2 separate regions of the Homo sapiens genome follow, and region 1 is linked to region 2. A link is a contact called in ENCODE Hi-C or POLR2A ChIA-PET data. All regions are on one chromosome and are shown on one strand. The core of a region is the stretch at or near the end of the contact, and the rest is flanking DNA. Distances in the headings are between cores, read along the strand shown. Region 1 has its middle 5.8 kb from the start of LINC02544. Region 2 holds the start of LOC102724357 (a long non-coding RNA gene).

Region 1 (6,956 bases), core at 387-2,886, 120 kb before region 2:
ACGGGGCCATGATTATCTCCCCCCCAGGATCACACGGGGTCACAATTGTCTCCCCCAGGATCACGCGGTGTCATGATTATCTCCCACCAGGATCACACGGGGCCATGATTATCTCCCCCGGGATCACACGGGGCCATGATTATCTCCCCCCAGGATCACACGGTGCCATGATTATCTCCCCCCCAGGATCACACGGTGTCACGATTGTCTCCCCCCGGGATCACACGGTGTCATGATTATCTCCCCCCAGGATCACACGGGGCCATGATTATCTCCTCCTAGGTTTATGCAGGGTTGGGGCAGGGTCAATGTCAGAAATAAAAATGGAGCAAAAGGGGGTTTCCAGCCAGGCCTTCAAAACTAATAGGAAATTTGATACCAGAGATCATCAGTCATTGGTTTAGAATCTTTGTAACTTTTCTGTCTCAATATCCTATTTGTTTATTGTGTTTAACAGTAAAATGATGTAAAGAAAAATTGCTATCAAAATATATTCCAGATGAAATGAAATTATATTTGAAGCATCAGTCAAATATAAAAAGAAAAACGACCTATCTCACTACTTTATGTTCTTACTTAACTCTAACAACAAGTGAGCTGGTGCAGGTCAGTGGAATTACCATCTTCTGCAAGCAAAGGCCCTAAGAGGAGGCGTAGAGGCCGAGTGAATGGTATAAGGTCTTAAAGCAAGTCGGTGAGGGGCCAGGATCCTTAACTTTGGTCCCTGACTCTTAGGCAGCTGTTACAACCTTTTCCTTAAAAAATCATTCATGCACGAATGAAAGTGAATGTTTGTACAAAGCAGGCACTATTATGTAATGAGAGGCACAGGGTTGGGACACGCGCTGTAGGTCTGTGTGACTCCAAATCATTCAGCTCTCTGGAAACTCAGTTTTCTCATCTGTGCGGCAGGTCTGCAGAGACAGGGTGAGAATTTCAGGAGGCCCACAGTGGGTGACCAGTGTGATGGCTTTTCTGTCCTCCCTTCGCTGAATTCCTCTTGGTATGCTAACAACTCCACACTGACTGTTATCAGGGCCACATTGGGGTTTCAGAGACCGTATCTACTGTTTTATGGCCAGAAGTAGAAATTTTTGAGTTATGTTAGGTCCATTTTAGTTGTAGCCACTTTTGTGTAGCTTTTTTTGAGTTTGGGTTTCTCTTATAGTTTAATATGCTGCAAGTTTTACACATTTTAATAACATTAAGTTATGCAGTATTAAACTTTTCATAGTGTTCTGCATATTTTCTTTTAGTTTTAAAATTGAAATAGTCTTCAACATTTTAAATCCAGAATTCTTATTCAGGGAAAGCTCCAAACCCAGAAATAACTATTACATTTTGTGCCAACATATGAAATAAAAATATTTCTTTGAAAAAAATTAGCAAATCATTTGTGGTTCTCTTAATGGCTAGTAAGAATATGTCTAGCTTTTACTTGATTATGAAATGGAAAATTGCAACACTTGCCTTAAATAAGTAATATAAATTTTGCCAGACACTAAGATCCCAAATTTCCCAGAAAAGCTCGATAACGATGACCCAAGGCAGGAAGAACTCAGATTCCTACGGTTGGGCTGCTTTTGGCTGCACACAGGGCTCCCACAGGCATGTCTGGCGCGGTGCTGAGGTCCACTGATGGGGGAGAGGGAACTGCCCGGGGGAAGGGCCGGGAGGTGCAGGGCTTTGTTTGGGACTGGTGCAAATCAGGGCCCGGGAGACACTGGGCAGGACCAGAGCATTCATGTCTGAGCTTCAGGGCTTGGGAAGCTGGAGATGGGGCAGCCCCAAGCTTGATGCTCAGCCTGTCCTAGGAAGCCTTGCTGTGTGTGTGGGAGGGTGGGGTTGAGTATTATGAAGGTGGATGAATCCCACAGTGAGGGAGTAACTGCATGTGGCCTTAGAAAATATTTTGAAGTCAAATAATCATGAAAATGTATTAATTCACTCACTCAACCCTTCTGCCATATTTTGTTCATGCCTGTGGCATCCCAGAGACTCTCTAGGTAGGGGGCTGTGGTGTTGACAATGCAGGCTAAGGCCCTGCCTGGTGGCTCTGAGGCTCACAGGTCCTGAGGAGTGAGGAGGATGTGAATAGAGTAGGGACGAATTCAGGGCTCAGGATTTGGTACTTTCCCAGAAACTCTTTTACAGAGAAGCATTCCAACATTTGGCAAACAACGACAACATTCGACAACCACAAGGGAAGGCCACACAGGAGCGTGGTGCTCCGGCTTGGGGACGTAACGGGTCCCACAGAGCTGCTTTTATTAACGATAAGGAATTTCACACCCCTGTGTTTGCCCATGAGAAGCAGAATATTGTCTGATGTGCTGAGTATCACACACATATTTTGATCCTCTTAACTAATTATTTGAATAATGAAGCCCAGAAAATGAAAGGAGTAAATAAATTCCACCTTGCAAAAAATACAATTTTGCAGTTTACAAAGTGTTCCAGTGAAGCTATGGGATCCCAAATCAACTCCTGCACCCCTGCGCTCCCTAGCCCAGGAGCTGATGCTCTGCCCAGCACACCCCACCCGCGGCTCAGCTGCCATTGTGAGTGTCTCTTTGCCCTCGGTGATGAGTGCAGCACCTGCCTTTCTGTGTAAGCTACGCTGAAGTGCCCAGTAGGATTTCTGTGAGAGGGAAATATGCAAAACCCCATTGATGTCTATTCCCAGTGATCGAGAAGGAAAAAGGCTCACTGTTCCAGGAGGCTGCACAAGTTTTTCTGTCACCTTAATTGATGTGTGTCTAGTGTAACATTTCCAACAGACAAAAAATATGGGAAACGTTGCACTTTCTTCGTTCTAGCCCCACAATGTATACCATGTGCTACTGTGAAACAGAACTTCTGTGAAAGGACTCCTGGCTGGGCGTGGTAGCTCATGTCTATAATCCCAGCACTTTGGGAGGCTGAGGCAGGTGGGTCACCTGAGGTTAGGAGTTCAAGACCAGCCTGACCAATATAGTGAAACCCGGTCTCTACTAAAAATACAAAAATCAGCCAGGTGTGGTGGTGCATGCCTGTTATCCCAGCTACTTAGGAGGCTGAGACAGGAGAATTATTTGAACCTGGGAGGTGGAGGTTGCAGTGAGCTGAGATGGCACCACTGCACTCCAGCCTGGGTGACACAATGAGACTCCATCTCCAAAAAAAAAAAAACCTCTGTGAAAGGACTCCTAAGCAGGTGCTCAAGGAAAACAAGCTCGCCCCTTACTTTGCAGCTGCCGAGTGAGTCAGCGACTCACACCATTGTCTGAGCCTCTGGTTTAAAAGCTGAGGTTTACCGTGAATTATGACGTCACCAGAGTCCATGTGGTTTTGATATTTATAAGTAAAATTCTCAAAATGTGAGCTTCCTTGGTGTCATGCTTTGCTGTCGCTGGGGACCCTTGTGGGTAGCACTGCAGGGAACAGCTGCAAACCCACTGCTCACCTGTCTCCAGACTGAGCTGTCAGTCTTCCTCTGGCATTCTCCCTCCCTCCCCTCCAATCCAGCCAGTCTCCAAGGCCTCCTGGGACACTGGGGCTCAGTTTCCTTCCCTCCAACCCCATGGCCACTCTGCAGCTTGGGGCAGAGGCAGTGGGCTTCCCGCTCCCAGGCCTACTTCCCTCCATTCTCTACCAGCAGCTGGAGGGATCTTCTGAAAACAAAGCTCTGAGTGTCTTCTCACCTCCTCAAAACCCTTCAAAACCTCATGTGACTCAGAGAGCACCTACAGCGGTCCCCAACACCCCGGCAGCACCTCCTCACTCACTGTTGCTGGAGGCAGCCTCACCAGCAGGCCTCGTTCATCTCCGTGAGTGTCCAGAGACGCCCCCTCGCCCCATGCTGTCTGCTCTGGATGGTGGAGGCTCTTCCCTCTCCAGAGCTCTCCTCTGTGTGGAGGTCGGGCAGCTGTGGGAGGCACCAGCCACGTGCTGTCCATGGCTGGTGGCCTTCTACTGGGGACAGGGATGGGGGACAGGGGGATGGGGGACAGTGACAGGGGGGACGGGGAGCGGGGGGACAGGGTGACAGCCTGCCCGCAGCTTTGCGGTCATTTGCAGGGTTTACATTTGCTCGACTCTTTTGACTTTTTAAATCTTTTTTAAGTGCATGGCTGTGTTGGGTTCACAATTATTTGAATAAACAATCGTTCAATTAGTTTAGTTTTATCCAGTTGTTGCCTATCAGTGGATGTGTGATCTAACACAAGCTTATACAAGGAGAATTTGCTCTTCGTTACTGTGTTAACAGTATTTCTTCTACTTATAAATAGATTAATCCAGTAAAATGTAGAGAGGCGAGAGAGAGCTGAAACTAAGGTCTGCTGAGTGTTTAACTTGAACACGCTCTTATTTGGTGGCTACTTTTAAACAACTCCAGAAATTTAATAAATTACTCTGGATAAAAGGTTGCTTCCTGTTTCTAAGGAGCTGTCCCTCTTTAGATCAACATTTAAACTTACATTAAGATGTATACTTCTTGGGGTAATTTAAAGTTGAGCTGAGATTCTCTTCTGGATAAGCAGGATCACCAGGTCGGGATGGCTTTTCTCTGCTCTTGGTTCTGCTCACGTTTTGCCACATTGGAGAGTTTGTTCTTGCAACCGTCCATAAGTAACTTGTCTGCTTTCAGAGGTTTTAGCTAAATTTCTCTTCATAAAATCATTCTAGCAAATTTATTATGCAAATGGTATAAGGGATTAGCTTTGCTTTTTTTTGTACTTTAAATTATTCTGTCATCTTTCTCTTACAGTACGTGTCCCGTAGCACCTAAATAAATTTCTATCTCTTATACCTTTTGTTGTGAATACATGTTTTGGTCTAAATACATATAATTGCTAAGTTTTGTTGATTTGGGACTAGTTTGTGTTCAGAGTGGTGGAGTCAATGTGAAGTCTCCCGGGTGTGAGCAGGTGCCGTGCAGAGGCTGCACGGGGCTTCCCCGGACCTGCTCTCCAGGATGCCCACCTCGTCAGGCTCACCCCCACCACACCTGAGCTTCTGTCCGTGGAGGTGGTTGAGGCGGCTGGTGGGTGGCGTGTGTGTGGTCATGGCCCTGTTCAGTTACGCTGTCTGTTCTTAACTTCTGCCACATCCTCCTTTGGCCTTTAATTTCGTAAAGGTTGTTGTGGGTGGAATGTTCTGTGGTCCATTTCTTTCCACCTCAGAGCTACCCCTGGACCTGATGTTTTTGTGTAAATGCTGGTGCTCACTCTGCGGCCATCGTAGGGTTTGCTGAAGATGGTGGCGTGTGGCCGGGTCAGCAGCAGCCGGTGGGGGCTTCAGGGTTTGTTGATGGCACAGTGGGCTCCTCCGAGGAAGCGAAGCGCTGCCCTCAGTCCCGGCTGCTGCTGGCGGCACTCGGGCCGGTGACTGCTCATTTTATTGAGCTCATGGCAAGGCGTAGGGGGTGGCTGACCGCAGCCTGGGTCTTAGCTGTCATGCTCAGAACACACTAAAGTCACTTTCACAGTTTGTTTTTATTTTAGCGGTAGCTTTTCATGGCTTAGTTGGGGTTTAACTTTATTTGTGTATAAACTTAAGCACGCTTTACACTGGGCTTTATTAATTTGGGTTAAGCCTATGGCCATGGTGGCCGGCACGAAATTTACCAACCCTAAGGAAAATGACTGTAGCTTCTCACACTTCTGCTTTACCACCACATCTCTACCTCCGCTGTTTCCCGCAGGGCCGTGGCGGAGTGGGGAGCTAGGAGCTGCTCCTGAGTGAGCCTACGGCCCGTTGCTTTGGGTCTCCTGCGAACCTAGAGGCCTCCGTGCAGGAACACAGGTACCTGGATGCGTGGCCTCGCAAAGAACTCATGAGGAGGCCAAGACCAGGCTGTGTGCTGATGGTGTTGCATGAACTCAGGCTTGGTCAGTGCCTGGCTTCAGTGATGTCAACGTGTACTCAGAGGAGAAATGGCTGAGCTTCGGTTCTATGTGAGTATCCTGGGCTTTCTTAGTAATCATAGTAAGAAACAAAACAAGTTTTAGTCCAAAAAGCCTAATTTTGAGTGAATTTTTCTGGCAAAGCAGGCTGTGGCCTGTAGGGGCCCAGCTCTGACGTCACAGCAGGTGACACAGGTCAGAAGCAGCCTCCTTGGAATGGATTCAGCGTGCTGGGGCCGCCTCCCTGCCACCTCGCTTGGCCGGGCATCACCACGGCACACAGTGAGGGACCTTCTGATCCCGGTGGCAAGGGCCGTGTCTCCAGCCTGCCCCTGTGGCCAGCCCTGTGCACCTCTTTCTTTTTTCTTTTTTCTTTTTTTTTTTTGAGATGGAGTCTCGTTCTGTCGCTCAGGCTGGAGTGCTGTGGTGCGATCTGGGCTCACTGCAAACTCCGCCTCCCGGGTTCACGCCATTCTCCTGCCTCAGCCTCCCTAGTAGCTGGGACTACAGGCTTCTGCCACCACGCCCGGCTAATTTTTTGTATTTTTAGTAGAGACGGGGTTTCACCATGTTAGCCAGGATGGTCTCGATCTCCTGACCTCGTGACCGCCTCGGCCTCCCAAAGTGCCGGGATTACAGGCATGAGCCACGGCGTCCGGCCCTGTGCACCTCTTTCATTTCAGGTTTCCAGCGCATTGAAACAGTCTCTGACACCACTCTGGAGAGAGCAGAAGCCACGCTGGAGTGACCGGCCCTCTCGGACCACAGGGGTGGACATAGCGGTGGCTGTGGCAGCCTCAGTTGGCCACCTCCCCATTCACCCCACGTGCTCCCCATGGCCTCTCTCTGGCACTATTAACAGCACTGACCCCACGAGTGGGGAGGGTCCCTGCGAGTACAGAAGCCCCTCCCCACCGTTCAGCATGGACAGCCAGTCCGGTACAGCCCCATTGGTAAGAGGCTTGGGAATAAAGGGTGATACCGGGGGGTGGGGGGCTGAGGGTCTCTGACCTCTGTGGGGACGCAGTGGGTGCCACAGTGATTGACACGTCCAGCTGGGCCTGCCGG
Region 2 (6,312 bases), core at 1,336-3,835:
ATGCACTGTGTGTCATGGCTAAACTCTTTCACAGCCCCGAGTGGCTCTCTGGCATGAAGCTGGTCACATAGTTTTCTGAATTTGCAATGCAGTAATTATCTAGGGTCAAGATGAAGAATTCTGTAGGAGAGGCAGCTGGGATATCTTGGTGAATTCCCAAATACTTCTATAGCCACAGGGTATTTATGAAGACCCATGGTGATGGTCAGCATTCCTAGCAGGGGTTGGGAGCATTCCACTTGACCCCAGCCCTGCTGCTCCGTCCGTTCAACTGGGCTGCTCTGGGGCTGGTGCAGCCTCTCAGGATGTGGAGTCAGGAAACCCAGGAATCCCATTCCTTGCTCCAGGCCACCCAGAACATCAGGGTGGGGCTGGTGTAGGAGCTGCAGCCTCCTGTTGTTGGTCTTATCCAGATTCCAGGCTTCTCTAGCAGACATTCTAATGTAAAGTCATATTTTGGAAAGTGATTTCATCATCTGATTCCCAAGTTTTTCTCCAGAAAATTCTGCTTTTTCATCACTTCTCAAAGGCACACTTTTAAATAAAAACCATAAAGTGTTGGTTCATATTGTTTATTCTTGTGTACAAATCTGCTGTGTCAATAAGAATAAGGTACTTTTGAAATGTAGACACACTGTGGTCCTGATGCGTTTGGTTCAATTCGGGTGAGTGCGGCTCTCGGGATGCCCCCAGTTACAGCGCCAAGTGGGTCCTTAGCTCTGGCCTCTCCCTAGCTGTGATTCCCTGGTCAAAATTCGCTCCCTAATTCTCAGGAACAACTTCAAACTCCTGCCATTCTCTTCAAACCTTGGATTTCAGGTGAAGTCCCAGCCTCAGCCGGATCTGTCAAAGGGCACTGAAGTAGAAACTGCGTCTCGGGATATGTCCTGCCTTGAGGCGAGTGCAAGGGGCTTTTGCCCGGTCACTCCCAGGCCACAGACTCATCTGGGGCTTTGGATTCCTAAGCACTCCTCCCTCCCGATGGGACACCCTGTTCCACAGCCTCTGGATACTCTCATGAGGTCTGTGGTGTGGACCCCAAGCAGCAAACCCACAGACGCACGCTGTGCATGGAATCTAAGAGGATCTGGGCAGGACCCTGGGTGGTCCGGGGCTCCGGGGAGCAGAGGCCACACTGACATTAACTGGGTGAGGATTTTACAAGGAGGAATGCCTGTGCAAGGGAAACAATGTGGGAGAGTGGCCAGGCTGGGACTCGAGTTCTACCCCAGAGGAGGACAGAGAGAAAGGAGGCTGGGAGGATGCATCTTGGACCTCTTTGTAGACTGAGAGACTGCCACTGCTGCTGCAGAGCCCCAAGGCCAAAGCCAGCGGTCAGAGAAGCCCAGCGCCTCCCCAAGGACGGGCTCCGCTAAGCCTTCCTATCCACGTGAATGTTGCTGAGGAACAGCTCCCAGGCAGTGCAGCCTTCACACTAAGGCAGCAGTGGATTGCAGATGGTTGCAGCTGGCGTCCTGTGAAGACATATTCATTGCCGCGACATCAGACATCATAAACGTGCATATGAGCACCAAGGAAGCACACGGTGTTGTATTCATCCATTTTCACACTGCTGTAAGGAACTGCCTGAAACTGGGTCATTTATAGAGGAAAGAGGTTTAATTGACTCACAGTTCAGCATGGCTGGGGAGGCCTCAGGAAACTTACAATCATGGAGGAAGGTGAAGGAGAAGCAAATACCTTCGTCACAAGGCAGCAGGAGAGAGAGAGAACCAAGAACCAAGTGAGGAGCGCCACCTTTAAACCATCAGCTCTCATGAGACTTCCTCACTATCACAACAGCCTGGGGGAAACCGCACCCACGATCCAATCACCTCCTACCAGGTCCCACCCTCGATACATGGGGATCACAATTTGAGATGAGATTTGGGTGGGGACACAGAGCCAAGCCATATCAAGTATGTTCACAGAAGTCTTATTCATTATGACCTCAAACTGAGAACACATCAAATGTCTATCAGCAGTAGCATGTATCAATAAGTAACGGTGTCTCTTTTTACAATGAGTTACTTTACAGGAATGGCATCTTCTCTACTGCATAGGACATGGATGAATGCCACAAACATCATGCAGACTAGAAGGGGTCAGACGCAAAAGACCATGTGTCACGTGACACCACGTGTGCTCAGCTTTGAAACAGACAGAGCCGCTTTGCAGCGTTGGCCCTCAGATTAGGGGTCACCTTCTGGAAGGAAGGGAGGGAGGGTGAGGAGGGCAACAGAAGTCCTTCTGAGGTGTCAATAGTACTCTATTTGCGATTATTGTCAACATAGTTTTAATCTGTAAGCAACTTGCTTAAATGTTGACAGTTATTTTGTGTGCATGTGTGTATGTTAACTATAAACCCAGCTCCCTGGTTTATAACATTTGATATGAATGGTTCCTTAATGCAGAATCAAAAACACAGGTAGGTGCACAGTCCTTGTGCATGAAAATAATTGCTACAACCATGTATTAATACGTGGGGCACAAAAAATCATGGAACCTATCTTTTTTTTTGGTTAACAGTATAAAGAATGTTATCACTCACAGTGCTATTGACTCAGTCCAGGCACTGAACTGGACACCAGGCGCTCTGAGAACAAATTGCTTGGATATTCCTAGGCTTGTTTATTTTGACATCAGTTAAAAGTAATATTGTGAAGAAGGATGGAAATAGATGTTGAAATGCTATCTGGCAGGGCAATGATTCCAATGCTTAGCACGAGGTCTGTGGTCGGTCCAGCTTGAATTCCTTTTCTCAAGATAGGTCACCTCGGATTCTCTAAGAAATGTGCACAATGCTTAAATAAAATGCCATTTTTGTCAAACTGTGTAGACACACAAAACTCAAACAGAAAATTGGCACCACAGTCCCACTTTCTGTCGTAAAACCATCTTCTCCCTCAGGCTGATTCATTCGGTCATAACCCAGCAGCCCATGAGTCTCTAAGCACCTACTGTTGGTGGAGCCTGAAGCTGTATCATGCGCCTCGAGGGGCTGACTCACAGCCCAGGGCTCAGCCGTTCACAGCGACCTCAGCGTGACTCACGCTCAGGACCCAGGTCCTGTCCAAAGTTATTAAAGCTGCACTCAGGCCCTCTGTGCCTCTGACTATCGCGTTCCTTCACAATTATTAGCAGAGAACCCCTCCTGGTGAGAGCAGGCTGAAATATCTGAAATTCATTTTCTTTTAAGGGACTCCAGTTTGGCACATAAATTTCCCCTCTTTGCTCTCCCCAGAAAACACACTGTGAATCTGGCATTTCTTTTTCATCATGCTAAGAACACATGGGAACGTCATAGTTTTAATTTACTGTATTGCATGTATTTAAGGTGTGTGACACGCTGTTTGGATCCAGTGATCTGGTCATGCACACTCATAGGGAAGCAAGGACTACAGTCAAGCCAATTAATGCGGACATCATTTCACACAGTTGCTGTGTGTGTGCGGGCATGGTAAGTGTATCAGTCAGGGTTCTCTAGAGGTACAGAGCTAATGCAATAGATGTATATGTAAAAGAGGAGTTTATTAAGTATTAACTCACCCAATCACAGGGTCCCACAATAGGCGGTCTGCAGGCTGAGGAGCAAGGAGAGCCAGGCCAAGTTCCAAAAATGAAGAATTTGGATTCTGATGTTCAAGGGCAAGAAGCATCCAGCACAGGAGAAAGATGTAGGCTGGGAGGCTAGGCCAGCCTCTCGTTTCAAGTTTTTCTGCCTGCTTTATATTCACTGGCAGCTGATTAGATGGTGCCCACTCAGATTAAGGGTGGGTCTGCCTTTCCCAGACAACTGACTCAAATGTGGATCTCCCTTGGCAACACCCTCACAGACAAACCCAGGATCAATACTTTGTATCCTTCAATCCAATCAAGTTGACACTCAGTATTAACCATCACAGTAAGGTAACCTAAAATTTACTCTCTTGGCAAATTACCAGTGTAAGGAGCAGGAATGAACACCTGGGAAATGGGAGGTTGTAGGTCAAACAGTACAGTTTCAGCTTTGTAGGATAAGTCTAGAGATCTAATGTAGAGCAGAGAAAACACATATGTGTTAAGGGTTTCAAGGAGAACGCTAGGAGCTCCCAGAAAGCCAGAGGTTTGTCTCTTTGGCCACCCACTCATGCAAGACGCATCCCCTGCTCTTGTTGTCAAGGTGACGCTGACGCAGATGGACATTGGAGTAATGAGGTCAGAAGCATAGCCTCAAACTAAAGAATGCAATCAACCAGCCAAAAGGCAAGAATTACCTTAAAATAACATAACAATCACAATAAGAAGCATGGCCGTTCTAAGGATATTCCTCGGAGCAAGCATGTTTAATGGAGCTTCATTCTAAACATTGCCCGAAATGAGAACACGAGTTCTCACCAATAGTGAACAGTAAGTCATGTGTGTGTAATTCTTGCCTATAATGCCAGCAGTCAAATCTGAAGCTTCCTGAATACTTCCTTTGGTTTCCTTGCTCCAGGTTCCTCCGGGTTAGTGGAAGCCAAAATGGGTGGCCTCATCCTGGAGATGTATTCACCTACACAAGCGAACACAAATAGTATTTCACTTCCTATCAGTTTCTGCACGGTCCTCTGAGAACTACCAGACAATGGGCAGTAGCTCAGTGGATACACAATCCACTCAGGACTTCCAGATCACTTAAAAACTGGGGCCCGGTAACAAGGAAGTCTGAATTAGCCCTATTTTCCAGTGTTAACACACCACCCTCACGCAAATGCTAGGTGCACATCAAAAAGATACCCTTGATTTTTAAAAATGACTTATCCGTGTAAGTGATAAAAATGAGAAGTCAATGGACTATGGTGTAACTATTTTTAAACCCTTTGCCTGTCTCATGTGCAAAAGCCAATTCAGATAAAAAAGTATGGAATTTAGTCAAAAATAATGTCTGGCGGCCATGGATGGCAGAAGCCGTTTTAGAGGCTGGGACCCTGGACGCCTGAACATGGAGGCTTTGACGTCTCCCCGTACCACCAGCCTCTGCCAAGAGTTGTCTTTGGAGGACAACCTCACTCAAGATAATCTTTCCTTTCTCTTCTGAATCTGGTTTTGTACTTTTTTGGTTTTCCCTCTCAGCTTCCCTCAAAGAACATGGTGATTTTTCTAGATTTATCTAGGGAAGAAAAACAGCAGATTTAAATAGCCATTGTAGCAGCAATGCCATTTTGGCTGCGTTTATGACAAGCAAGTGATCCGTGGTGCTGTTTACTTGGTCTGACATTTTGGTTCTTTGGTGAAAGTGTCTTATAAAATGGGGGTTGGAACTGCCTGAGTCAGTGGACAAAGGAAATCAGATTTATAGGGAGGTGAAAATGAGCCTTCTGAAGTTAGCCTCGTGAGTAGGTTTTGCGTAGATACCTACAGATTATGCTGAAACAATACAAACTTTTTTTTTTTTTACTTACCAAGGTAGAAGACAGGTCTTAAGTATTTTGCAAAATCAATTCAGAATATCATTGTAGGATAAAAATATAAGTAATTATGTTAATTTTGTGTAGGAAATGAGCTTTTAATGAAAGAACAGAAATCTCATATGTGAACCAAATTGAGCAAAGGAATCTGTTTCTGTATTTCTATATTCTAATGTATGTTTTTATATTTCTATATTCTAATGTATGTTTTAACATACTCCATTGAAAGATTTCAGAGCAATAGCAACTCGGTACCAACGAAGACCTCTAGCAGTCATAAAAAAAAAAGAGAGAGAGAGAATATGACTTACTCTCTAGTGCTTTAGAATTTACAAGGCACTTTTTTACAACCACATATATTTTATACTTTGATTCTTTTAGAAGCTCTGTATCGGAGGTGGAAGTTAGTGTAACTTTATAAATTAACAACAAACTGTGGTTAAAAAGAAAAGTCACATTATGATGCTAGAACACCGAGAGCAATGTTTAGGCCAAGTTTGCAGGGCTCCATGTCTGCTTCTCTTTATCCCGCCCATTGTGATTGGCTCCTCTTTATCCCTCTCATTGTGATTGGCTCCTCTTGATCCCACCCATTGTGATTGGCTCCTCTTGATCCCTCCCATTGTGATTGGCTCCTCTTGATCCCTCCCATTGTGATTGGCTCCTCTTGATCCCTCCCATTGTGATTGGCTCCTCTTGATCCCTCCCATTGTGATTGGCTCCTCTTGATCCCTCCCATTGTGATTGCATAGATTGTATCATATGCAAAATATTTGTTGGCAACAGATGCCACATTAACATCACTTGGAAAAATACTTTTGCTAACACGCTCATAGATTCCTTTGTTCGTTCATTTATGAAGCAGATGGCAATTAAGCGCACA

What was found. A loop is a pair of places that touch in the nucleus more often than their neighbours do. ChIA-PET counts read pairs that join two places held with the same protein, here RNA polymerase II (POLR2A). Pooled maps may share reads with other maps.
Region 1: a loop to region 2 is called in a map of Right ventricle myocardium inferior, with 17 times the contacts of the local background. The contact joins two enhancer-like sites. A Hi-C loop is called at or near these places in 1 of 168 maps with a recorded cell type or tissue (Right ventricle myocardium inferior) and 6 of 50 pooled maps. POLR2A ChIA-PET finds 5 or more read pairs at or near these places in 3 of 52 experiments (AG04449, AG04450 and BJ).

Annotation. Positions count from the first base shown.
Region 1 is chr6:169,185,056-169,192,011 of GRCh38, reverse strand. No RefSeq gene overlaps it. Among named protein-coding and RNA genes, the nearest start is that of LINC02544, 5.8 kb to the right of the region's middle. RefSeq lists enhancers at 3,173-3,672, 3,673-4,174, 6,211-6,710. Within about 2 kb of position 1,636, at least 13 of the 41 ENCODE cell types and tissues checked have a DNase peak (open chromatin) inside an H3K27ac peak, as active enhancers do.
Region 2 is chr6:169,067,411-169,073,722 of GRCh38, reverse strand. It overlaps LOC102724357 (a long non-coding RNA gene), which reads right to left and starts at 5,937. Exons shown (of 2, transcript NR_134619.1): 1 at 5,741-5,937; 2 at 4,299-4,534. RefSeq lists an enhancer at 2,710-3,909. Within about 2 kb of position 2,585, at least 3 of the 41 ENCODE cell types and tissues checked have a DNase peak (open chromatin) inside an H3K27ac peak, as active enhancers do.